2 separate regions of the Homo sapiens genome follow, and region 1 is linked to region 2. The links are chromatin loops, found by intact Hi-C in ENCODE. Cell type or tissue: heart right ventricle. All regions are shown on one strand. Each heading gives the region's core, and the rest is flanking DNA. Links, peaks and the distances in the headings are about the cores only.

The links. A loop is a pair of places that touch in the nucleus more often than their neighbours do. Peaks named below come from ENCODE experiments on the same cell type or tissue, not always from the same donor. Only the 100,000 strongest peaks of a DNase experiment are listed, where the experiment ranks them.
Region 1: a loop joins it to region 2, with 2.1 times the contacts of the local background. A loop is called at or near these places in 16 of 110 quality-filtered maps.

What each region holds. Positions count from the first base shown.
Region 1 is chr1:32,372,961-32,378,328 of GRCh38, reverse strand. It overlaps BSDC1 (BSD domain containing 1), which reads left to right. Exons shown (of 11, transcript NM_018045.8): 7 at 46-114; 8 at 281-359; 9 at 1,588-2,067. Among named protein-coding and RNA genes, the nearest start is that of TSSK3, 13 kb to the right of the region's middle. In heart right ventricle, for the core only: no CTCF peak of the experiment used is centred there; no DNase peak of the experiment used is centred there.
Region 2 is chr1:32,213,330-32,218,697 of GRCh38, reverse strand. It overlaps DCDC2B (doublecortin domain containing 2B), which reads right to left. Exons shown (of 9, transcript NM_001099434.2): 7 at 3,766-3,901; 8 at 3,155-3,258; 9 at 2,506-2,896. The coding sequence ends at 2,801. It overlaps TMEM234 (transmembrane protein 234), which reads left to right. Exons shown (of 5, transcript NM_019118.5): 4 at 1,347-1,439; 5 at 1,751-2,498. The coding sequence ends at 1,845. Among named protein-coding and RNA genes, the nearest start is that of TMEM234, 6.3 kb to the left of the region's middle. RefSeq lists an enhancer at 1,754-2,953. In heart right ventricle, for the core only: CTCF peaks have their summits at 2,697 and 2,896 (motif pointing left); a DNase peak (open chromatin) is centred at 2,912; H3K27ac peaks cover 522 bases.

The DNA.
Region 1 (5,368 bases), core at 295-5,294, 160 kb before region 2:
CACAAACACTCCCAAAGTCTCACCTCCATTTTCCCCTCCCTCCAGGTTCCAGCAGCTGTTTCCCATTCAGAATTCTGGCATCGGTATTTCTATAAAGTCCATCAGTTAGAGCAGGTATGCTGGTCTAGCATGGGGAGGTCCCCACTCAACCCTGGGGGAAGCAGGCTGGATTTATTGAGAGAAGAAAGGGATACAGGGTGCCAAGAGTTGTGGGATCAGGACCAGGGTCTAGGAAGAGGGTGCCCTGACTGCCTGTGGCCTTCTGCTCCCCCACATTCAGGAGCAGGCCCGGAGGGACGCCCTGAAGCAGCGGGCGGAACAGAGCATCTCTGAAGAGCCCGGCTGGGAGGAGGAGGAAGGTAAGAGGCGTTGAGAGGTGAGGGGCAAGTGTCACATCTGTGCGGGACGCTCTGGGCTGGGCCATGCTCTCTGAAGCCTGGAGAGACTTGGTGCCCATCAGGGAAGAGTAGGGAACAAGCACATTGTATGTGTGAGGATAGGCGGAGCTAACAAGGGGATATTGAACAAGGCTAGTGGAATTCCGATTTAGCTACAGAAATCACATGTGTCAGTTGGTGTAGATTCCCCTGCCAGCCCATGAACCAGCTGCCGCTTAGTCACTGGGGAGCTTCTTGAAAATCCAGATTCCTTTCCCCACCTTCTAAAGAAGACTGTAAAGATGCGGCCAGACATGTATTTTAAACAAGTTCCCTGGTAATATTAATGCCCAGGCTGGTTTGGGAACCACTGAGTTAGGGAGGGAGCTGAGCATCTTCTACCTGTAGCTCAGCTTAGAACAGCATGTTGAAGCCTTCTGGATGATATAATATTAACGCATTTCTTGTTTACACCATATGTCCAGGCTGCCCTAAGAGCTCTACACAGAGTCCTTACCACAACCCCATTACCCCTCTTAAGGATAAAAGTAAGTTAAGAGTAAGTTAAAAGTTAGGTGGCTTGCCCAATCATACACCTAGGATGTAGCAGAGTCCAACCTGAACCCAAAACTGACTCACTTCTGAGCCTTGGCTTTCTAATCCATAACAGCCCCTTGGACTGCATTGCTGGAAGCCCACCAGGCATTAGGCCCCAGGGCTAAACAGGACTTTGACTAGCAGGGACTGTCTGCAGAAGCGTTGTGATGGCGAAGGGGTGAGCTGAATGACACTATTGAGTCTTTTTTTTTTCGTTTTGAGGCAGAGTCTCACTCTGTCATCCAGGCTGGAGTGCAGTGGCGCAATCTCCGCCCACTGCAACCACCGCCTCCCGGGTTCAAGCGATTCTCCTGCCTCAGCCTCCCAAGTAGCTGGGATTACAGGCACGTGCCACCACACCCAGCTAATATTTTTTGTATTTTTAGTAGAGATGGGGTTTCACCGTGTTGGCCAGGCTGGTCTCAAAAACTCCTGACCTCAGGTGATCCACCCGCCTCATCCTCCCAAAGTGGTGGGATTACAGGTGTGAGCCACCATGCCCGGCTTGAGTCTTGATCAGAGTACACTTTGGCAGGAACTTGAGAGCTCCAAGGTTGTCTTATGGCTGGCCAGGTTACATTTCCCTCTTGCCCCTCCCTTTCTCTCTCTACAGAGGAGCTCATGGGCATTTCACCCATATCTCCAAAAGAGGCAAAGGTTCCTGTGGCCAAAATTTCTACATTCCCTGAAGGAGAACCTGGCCCCCAGAGCCCCTGTGAAGAGAATCTGGTGACTTCAGTTGAGCCCCCAGCAGAGGTGACTCCATCAGAGAGCAGTGAGAGCATCTCCCTCGTGACACAGATCGCCAACCCGGCCACTGCACCTGAGGCACGAGTGCTACCCAAGGACCTGTCCCAAAAGCTGCTAGAGGCATCCTTGGAGGAACAGGGCCTGGCTGTGGATGTGGGTGAGACTGGACCCTCACCCCCTATTCACTCCAAGCCCCTAACGCCTGCTGGCCACACCGGCGGCCCAGAGCCCAGGCCTCCAGCCAGAGTAGAGACTCTGAGGGAGGAGGCGCCCACAGACTTACGGGTGTTTGAGCTGAACTCGGATAGTGGGAAGTCTACACCCTCCAACAATGGAAAGAAAGGTAGGTCTGGAGGTCCAAGCCCAGAGGGTTGTGTGCGGTCAGGGCCACCTCCTGAGGCAGATTTGTCTCCTTGTCCCTTGTTAGGATACTATGAGCAGATTTTTTTTCGTTTCTGATAATGATGACAGCTGCTATATATTGACTATTTGCTAACATATTTCATTCTAAGTTGCACAACATCTCTGAAATAAGAATGCATCTTCAATTGTTGGCATCTTAAGAGTCAACAAAACAAGTTTGATGCCAGATCCCATGCTAAATATGTTATATGGCACCTAATTTCTCAGTATTATTGTCCTCATTTTACAAATGAAAAAAAGTGAGGCCCAAAAATATTAGGTAACTTGCCCAAGTTCACATGGCCAGGAGGCCCAGATTCAGACCCAGGGCTGTCTGACTCCAAGCCCATGCCCTTAACTAGCACACTGTGCCAATTTCTATCTTTTTGGACAATTTAACCTTACCCTGGCTTGGGAATCCCAGTGACATTGATGTTAAGGGTCTTCTTCCTGTGTAACCTTAGGAAAGTCATTCAGCTTCCCCAAGCCTTCGTTATTATGAAATATATAAACAAAACTCATACCTACAGTTTAAAGAAGAAATAATGAACACCCATGAATTTACAGCGACCCAGCTTGAGTAATGGAGCTTCAGTTTCTTATCTGTGTAATGGAATTTTAGACTGGAGACTCTGAGTTTATGTCAAAGAGCAACCTCTGTAACTGCAGGAATTAAAGGACAAGGATAGCCTTGGTGTCAGTCAGCCTTTTTGCCACATCCAAAATACCACTTCAGGGACGGCTGATTATCACTAAGAACCCCCCCTCCAGTCCCCCCACCACCTGTACACTTCACACACACATCCTCCTGTCTTTGCTAACACTCAGCACCAGCCACAGCCACAAAGCTTGCCCAGCAGGTAAGGCCTGGCCTGCTGGTGTAGTAAGGGACTGGTTTGCCACAGTGGATGGGAAATGGACCCCACCCCACCCCTAACCTATTCCCTGATGGAAACCATAGAGTTTCCAGTCTCCAACCCAGTGTCTCCCTTCTGACTTTGATCAATGAGGTCATCCATTGGGCTCCTACCTGGTTTTTATTGTTTTTTTTTTGAGGCGGAGTCTCACTGTCGCCTAGGCTGGAGTGCAGTGGCGCGATCTCGGCTCACTGCAACCTCCGCCTCTCAGGTTCGCGCCATTCTCCTGCCTCAGCCTCCCGAGTAGCTGGGACTACAGGCGCATGCTATCATGCCCGGCTAATTTTTTGTATTTTTAGTAGAGATGGGGTTTCACTGTGTTAGCCAGGATGGTCTCGATCTCCTGACCTTGTGATCTGCCTGCCTCGGCCTCCCAAAGTGCTGTGATTACAGGCGTGAGCCACCGTGCCCGGCCTGAGCTCCTACCTGTTCTTTATGAGACACTGAGTGGGAGAGGGGCAGAAGCCGCAGCCTTTGTGAGGAAGCATAAAGCAGGGTGGGCCAGTCTGGTACTGGAGGAGTTCAGAGAAAGAAGGAATCTCTGGACATCTGCGGTGCTTCACTGAGGAGACAAGCCTCGTATAGGAGAGTTGGTGAGTTTGGGGCAGGTGCAGGGGAGTGGTAGTCTAAGCTGAGGAGGCCTACAAAGACTAGCTAGCAAAGGGCATGGGGCATGTTTAAGGCGCGGTGACCTAAACCCACTCTTCTGTATTCTCTCCCAGGAGAAGGAGGTACAAGAAGGGTGAGTGGGTTGACTCAGAAATAGAACTTCAGAATTTAAAACCTTAAGCTGGATTCAGAAGGTTGGCCTTGGGGCCATAAAGCAGCAGAGCATGGATGCTAAGGCTGTGGGTTCTGGAGTTCAGACAGTTCTGGGTTCAAATCCCAACTTTGTTCATAAGTCATGTGACTTCAGAAAGATTACTAATCTTCTCTAAGCCTTTGTTTGCTCCTCCATAAACGGGATAATTGTTTCATGATAGATCCTCAGTCAGAGCAGAATTAAGTAGAGCCCTGCTTTGGGGAAATGAAAATAGAGGTAACATTCTCTGAGCACTTTCTCTGTGTCTAGATCTGTGCTAAGCACAGATGCATATGCACAGTAATATGCATATTACTCAATCCTTACAAAAGCCCTGTGAGATCTGTGTACTTTTTCTCATATTTCTAGTGGTAGGAACCTGAGATCAGTGACCCACCCAGTAAATATTTCAGTGTGAAATAGTCCTGTAGAAGAGGGAGGAGTAGGTGGTGGGCCTGACAGGTGTAATAGGGTTGCTGGGTGGATGGTCCCAGGGCCCACTGAGGTTGTGATTGTAGGTTTTAAGTGAGACCATCAACATGTTGTATTTTTGTTCAGCCATATTCAGTTGCTCAGGTGCAGGAACAGAGCAGATGGGGAGTTGGATCTAATTAGGTTCAAGTTTAGCCAGGTAAAATCAGTTGATGAAAAGAAGAAAGTCCGCTGGGCACAGTGGCTCACACCTATAATTGCAGTACTTAAGGGAGGCTGAGGCAGGTGGATCGCTTGAGCCCAGGAGTTTAAGACCAGCCCTGGCATTGTGATGAAACCCCATCTCTACAGAAAATACAAAAAATTAGCCAGATGTGGTGGCACGTGCCTGTAGTCCCAGCTACTCGGGAGGCTGAGGTGGGAGGATCACCTGAGTGGGGAGGTTGAGGCTGCAGTGAGTTGAGATTGCTGCACTGCCCTCCAGCCTGGGTGACAGAGCTGAGACCCTGTCTCAAAAAAATAGGAAAGAAAAGAAAGTATATGCAAGAAGTGATAAGAATGATGCCTCATGGAATCTGAGCTGAGTACGGGAGAGAATGAGGGATAGTGAAACAGTTGGAGGGTTACAAATTATAGGTTTCATTTGGAATTGGGCTACAAAGGGTGATCAGAAAAAATCAGTAGTGGTTGGAGACTGGATGGAATTGAAATTACAGGAGAGGTAAACATAAGCTCTTAACTACTCTGCTATGCTGCCTCTGCTGCCCTCAGGGCCTGTGAAAGGAGAGGCTGAGGATGTGCTATAGAAGACTCACAAGAAACAACCGTAGTCAGGTGGGAGGAAGCCAGAGTCTTGGACTAGGCTGGAACAGTGGGAACAGAGTAGAAGAAATAAAAAGAAGAATGGGGGCTTGGAGACAAAGTGACTCCTTTTTCCTGTTGGGCCCAAGTCCTAGGGTGACATAAGGCTTGGTCTCTGGGTATAGCAGAGTCTCTTGGGGTACCCTAGCCAAAGGGTTTTACTGGTTCCCAGGGTGATCCCTGTCATCGCAGAGCTGCTTTCCACCTATGTTTTGTCACAGCATTCGTCT
Region 2 (5,368 bases), core at 234-5,233:
CCAAAGTGCTGGGATTACAGGCGTGAGCCACCACACCCAGCCTAATTTTGTATTTTCAGTAGAGACGGGGTTTCTCCATGTTGGTCACGCTGGTCTCTAACTCCCAACCTCAGGTGATCCGCCCGTCTCAGCCTTCCAAAATGTTGGGATTACAGGCATGAGCCACTGCGCCTGGCTGTGGCTCTTTTTTTGATGTGATAAGAACACTTAACAGGAGATCTACCCTCAACAAATTTTAAGTTAACTCCATTAGTCTTTTTCTTTTTTTTTTGAGACAGAGTTTCACTCTTGTTTCTCAGGCTGGAGTACAGTGGTGTGATCTTGGCTCAGTGCAACCTCTGCCTCCTGGGTTCAAGCGATTCTCCTGTCTCAGCCTCCTGAGTAGCTGGGATTACAGGCGTCCGCCACTATGCCTGGCTAATTTTTGGTATTTTTAGTAGAGACGGGGTTTCACCATGTTGGCCAAGCTGGTCTTGAACTCCTGACCTCAGGTGATCCGCCCGCCTCAGCCTCCCAAAGTGCTGGGATTACAGGCGTGAGCCACCCTGCACCCAGCCAACTCCATTACTCTTTTTCAAGTTTGCTTATTGGCAGTCAGCCCCTTGGAACTTCAAAATTAAGGAACAGATCCTGGGCTATGATGCCCTCTACCCACACCACAGGTCCAGCCCAATGTCCTGAACAGGTCCTGCTCCTTCCTTCTGACACTTTTTATTTTTAACTCCATAAGGCCTGAGCTTGGGCTGAAACAGAAACAAAATGTGCTTCATCTGATGTTCTGCTCTGTCTATATCCACAGTTTAATAACGGCGCAGGCTTTGGAGTCAGGCAAGCCTTGGTTTAAATCCTCAACTTGCCTTAGTTTATGTGACTTCTTTGAGCCTTTGTTTCTTTTACGCAAAATGGTGATAATCCCCTTCTTGCAGTGTTGTGAAAACTGAGATATGTACACAAAGCACCTAGGCCATGGTATGTGCTTAATAAATGGTGGCTGTGCTTGGTGTTACCTGACTCTCTACTCATCCTTTGGGATTTGGGTGCCTGCCTGTCCGTCCAGATGTCCTTGAGATCTCACGAGTTCTCTTTGAGTGCAAAGACCTCATTCTCATTATCAAACCAGGCTGGTCCCAGACCTCAGAGTTCAGGTCTTCATGCTGGAATCCTGGGAAGCACTGAACGTGGAGTCAGGAGATGTGGGTTTGAGTCCTGAGATTTGCTGTGACTTCATCTGGAAGATGGGGTTTTGATACCTTTTTTAAAGGTATGAAATGATGATGATGGAAGTGTTTTGTGCCTAGAAAGGCATTTGTTGCATCTCAGGCATTCTTTTCATTCTGACCACCCAGATCTGACCCTGGCTGTGCCCATCTGTAACTCTCTGGCTATCATCTTCACACTGATTGTTGGGAAGGCCCTTGGAGAAGATATTGGTGGAAAACGTAAGTTAGACTACTGCGAGTGCGGGACGCAGCTCTGTGGATCTCGACATACCTGTGTTAGTTCCTTCCCAGAACCCATCTCCCCAGAGTGGGTGAGGACACGGCCTTTTCCCATCCTGCCCTTTCCTCTGCAGCTGTTTTGCTTCCTTGTGGCCATCAGAGTTCCCTTCCCCTGGACAGTCTGGAGAAAGACAGAGGCTGGGGTTTGGGATTGAAGACCAGACCCCATCTGAGCCCTTCCTCCAGCCCTGTACCAGCTCCTACTGGCATGGCTGAGCTCAGACCCTCCTGATTTCTGCCTATTATCCCAGGAGCAGTTGCTGGCATGGTGCTCACCGTGATAGGAATTTCACTCTGCATCACAAGCTCAGTGAGTAAGACCCAGGGGCAACAGTCTACCCTTTGAGTGGGCCGAACCCACTTCCAGCTCTGCTGCCTCCAGGAAGCCCCTGGGCCATGAAGTGCTGGCAGTGAGCGGATGGACCTAGCACTTCCCCTCTCTGGCCTTAGCTTCCTCCTCTCTTATGGGGATAACAGCTACCTCATGGATCACAATAAGAGAACAAGAGTGAAAGAGTTTTGTAACCTTCAAGTGCTGTTCAGCTGCGGGGATTTAGCACAGGAGACTCTACGCTCACCCTCAGCAACCTTTCTGCCCCAGCAGCTCTCTTCCTGCTAACATCTCAGGCTCCCAGCCCAGCCACCATTACTGTGGCCTGATCTGGACTATCATGGTGGCAGGTTCCATGGACTGCAGAACTCCAGCTGCATGGAAAGGGCCAGCTGCAGACTTTGAGCCAGAAATGCAAACGGGAGGCCTCTGGGACTCAGTCAGAGCGCTTTGGCTGAATGAGGGGTGGAACCGAGGGAAGAAGGTGCGTCGGAGTGGCAGATGCAGGAAATGAGCTGTCTATTAGCCTTGCCTGCCCCACCCATGAGGTAGGCAGAAATCCTCACTGCCAGCCCCTCTTAAACAGGTAGAGAGCTGTGAGCCCCAGCCCCACCTGACTCCAGCACACCTGGCGAGTAGTAGCTGTCAATAAATCTATGGTAAACAGACAAGAGGTTAGTAAGTATTCTTTTATTGTGACAAACCCTCTCCCAGGCTTAGTCAGCTACTCCTTTCTCTGGCCAGAGAATCCCATAAGGAAATAGCCCCCACAGCCAGGGCTGCTCTGCTCAGAGGAAGGGAAGGCTGGGCTGTGGGTTTAGGAGCAGGAGAACGGGGAGGGCTGAGGAGGCCGCAGTGTACCCTGTGAGCCCAGCGGAGGTGCTGGCTCCTGAGGAACAAGCTGCTGGAGGCTAAGGACAAAAGGTGGCCAGAGTAGTGGTCCCCAGTTGCCCTCTGGAGCTGCTGGCTCTCAAGATGGCAGAGCTGGGGCTGAGGCTGAGATAGCAGCCCCAGCCCCAGGCTGGTTTTCCAGGGACAAGGCCTCTTCCACTATCTGTGCTGCCCTCTGCAGGAGGTGGAAGGCCATACAGAATGGAGCCGTGAGTATGGCCAGCCTCCAGCTCTCAGCCAGGAGGTCCCCAACCCCAAGGAAGGAAGAAACTGGAAATTAGGAACTGCTTCCTCATTTAACAAGGTAGGAAGTTAGGAGATCATTTACTTTCAATCACAAGGGAGGAGAACTGTTCCTGGGGCCCAAGGCTGCCAGTTTCCAGCTCAGAGCTCCTCCCACCCCAACATACTGTTTCCTGATCCAACAGCTTACCTGATCCAAGGGCTCCTCTGTCTGAGTGTCTTCATCATCTGCTACTTCCAGGGCCCCCGCTGTCTCCTTCCTTCGGTGGGGAGCTCCATATACTCCTATAACTCCTAAAGAGGGGAGGCAGCACTGGGTGATGCCCAGGCTGAAGAGCCCTCAGCATTCCTGCCCTGGACCTTCATGCTAGCCCCTTTCCCTCCCCTGAACCTGGTTCTGCATTCCCCACCACCTCCCAGGATGGCAAGGAAGTGAGAGGTGGGCCTTTGGTCCCACCCCCATCCCCTCTATATCCCACCCCTGAAGTCTTATCGCTTTAAGCACTGCCCTTTCCAGGTGCTTCTTTTCATGTGATGAGGCCCTGTGAAGAAGGGACAGGATATACAGACGGGGGCAGCTGGAGACAGTTATGATGAGGTCAGTACCAGCTTTTTTTTTTTTTACGGGCAGTCTCCTGAGCCACAGTAGGTTCAGACTCCTTTATCTTTTTTTTTTTTTTCCAGTGCCGGCTTTGTGTCTGAGCATTCTGCTCCCATGGACATCCCCAACAACAGCAGGGACCAACCTATGTCACTGTCAAAGGGCAGCTGAGAAGGGCCTGAGCCCCAGGGACCCCTCACCTGATGGGAATGAGAGTGTGGGGAGCTTGCTTCTTGGCTGAATGGTCTGCTGGGGTCTGGCATAGAAAGCAGATGGCTTAATTCGGTCTGGTTCCTTTGGAGAGGGCTGGGTTACCTGGGCCCTGTGGCCTTGGGCCTAGAGAAGGGACACTGGGCTTGGACCCTGATTGCTGGCCATTCTTACCTTTCCTACTCCCCAGTTCAGGCTTCAGAGAGCCCCTGACGCCTGCAGGAACATGGCAGAGGAGACACCGTCTGTCTTCACAAAGTACGTCCTCCCTCCTTGCTGCCTCTTCCCACCAGCCTGACTTATCCAGGGACAGAGCAGTAGATGCCTGGCACTCCTCGATGCCCAGTGAAACCAGACTGTGCTTCCCCACCCCCACCACCATGCCCCATGCTCACTGGCTCATTTCTTGGGAGGGCTTAGAGCTGGATAATATAAGTTCCCTTGGACCCTGCTGTGCCAAATATACCAATTCTCTCTCCCAGCGTCCAACCTAGCAAGAAGGTATTAAGTCCTGCAAATCAGATGAGAATTCTGGTCTGGCCCCTGCCACTCAATAACTCTGTCACCCTGAACAAATCACTTCACTTTTTTTTTTTTTTTTTTTTTTTTTGAGACTTGAGTCTTACTCTCTCACCCAGGCTGGAGTGCAGTGGTGTGATCTCAGCTCACCACAACCTCCGCCTCCCAGGTTCAAGTGATTCTCCTGCCTCAGCCTCCCAAGTAGCTGGGACTACAAGCACCCACCACCATGCCCAGCTAATTTTTTTGTACTTTTAGTAGAGATGGGGTTTTACCATGTTGGCCAGGCTGGTCTTGAACTCCTGACCTCAGGTAATTCACTCTCCTCAGCCTCCCAAAGTGCTGGGATTACACGTGTGAGCCATCGTGCCCAAGGCCCACTTCACTTTTCAGCTTCAGTTTCCACCTCTGGAAAATGGGGATAATCTTTCTTTCACAAGATTATTAAGAGTGGCCAGGCGAGGTGGCTCACGACTGTAATCCCAGCACTTTGGGAGGCTGAGGTGGGCAGATCACCTGAGGGAGTTTGAGACCAGCCTGACCAACATGGAGAAACCCTGTCTCTACTAAAAATTAAAAAAATTAGCCGGGTGTGGCTGAGCGCGGTGGCTCACGCCTGTAATCCCAGCACTTTGGGAGGCTGAGGTGGGCTGATCACGAGGTCAGGAGATCGAGACCATCCTGGCTAACACGGTGAAACCCCGTCTCTACTAAAAATACAAAAAAAATTAACCGGGCATGGTGGTGGGTGCCTGTAGTCCCAGCTGCTCGGGAGGCTGAGGCAGGAGAATGGCATGAACCCGGGAGGCGGAGCTGGCAGTGAGCCAAGATTGCGCCACTGCATTCCAGCCTGGGCAACAGAGCGAGACTCCATCTCAAAAAAAAAAAAAAAAAAAAAAATTAGCCGGGTGTGGTGGCACATACCTGTAATCCCAGCTACTCGGGAGGCTGAGGCAGGAGAATCACTTGAACCCAGAAGGTGGAGGTTGCAGTGAGCTGAGATTGTGCTATTGCACTCCAGCCTGAGCAACAAGAGTGAAACTCCGTCTCAAAAAAAAAAAAAAAAATTATTAA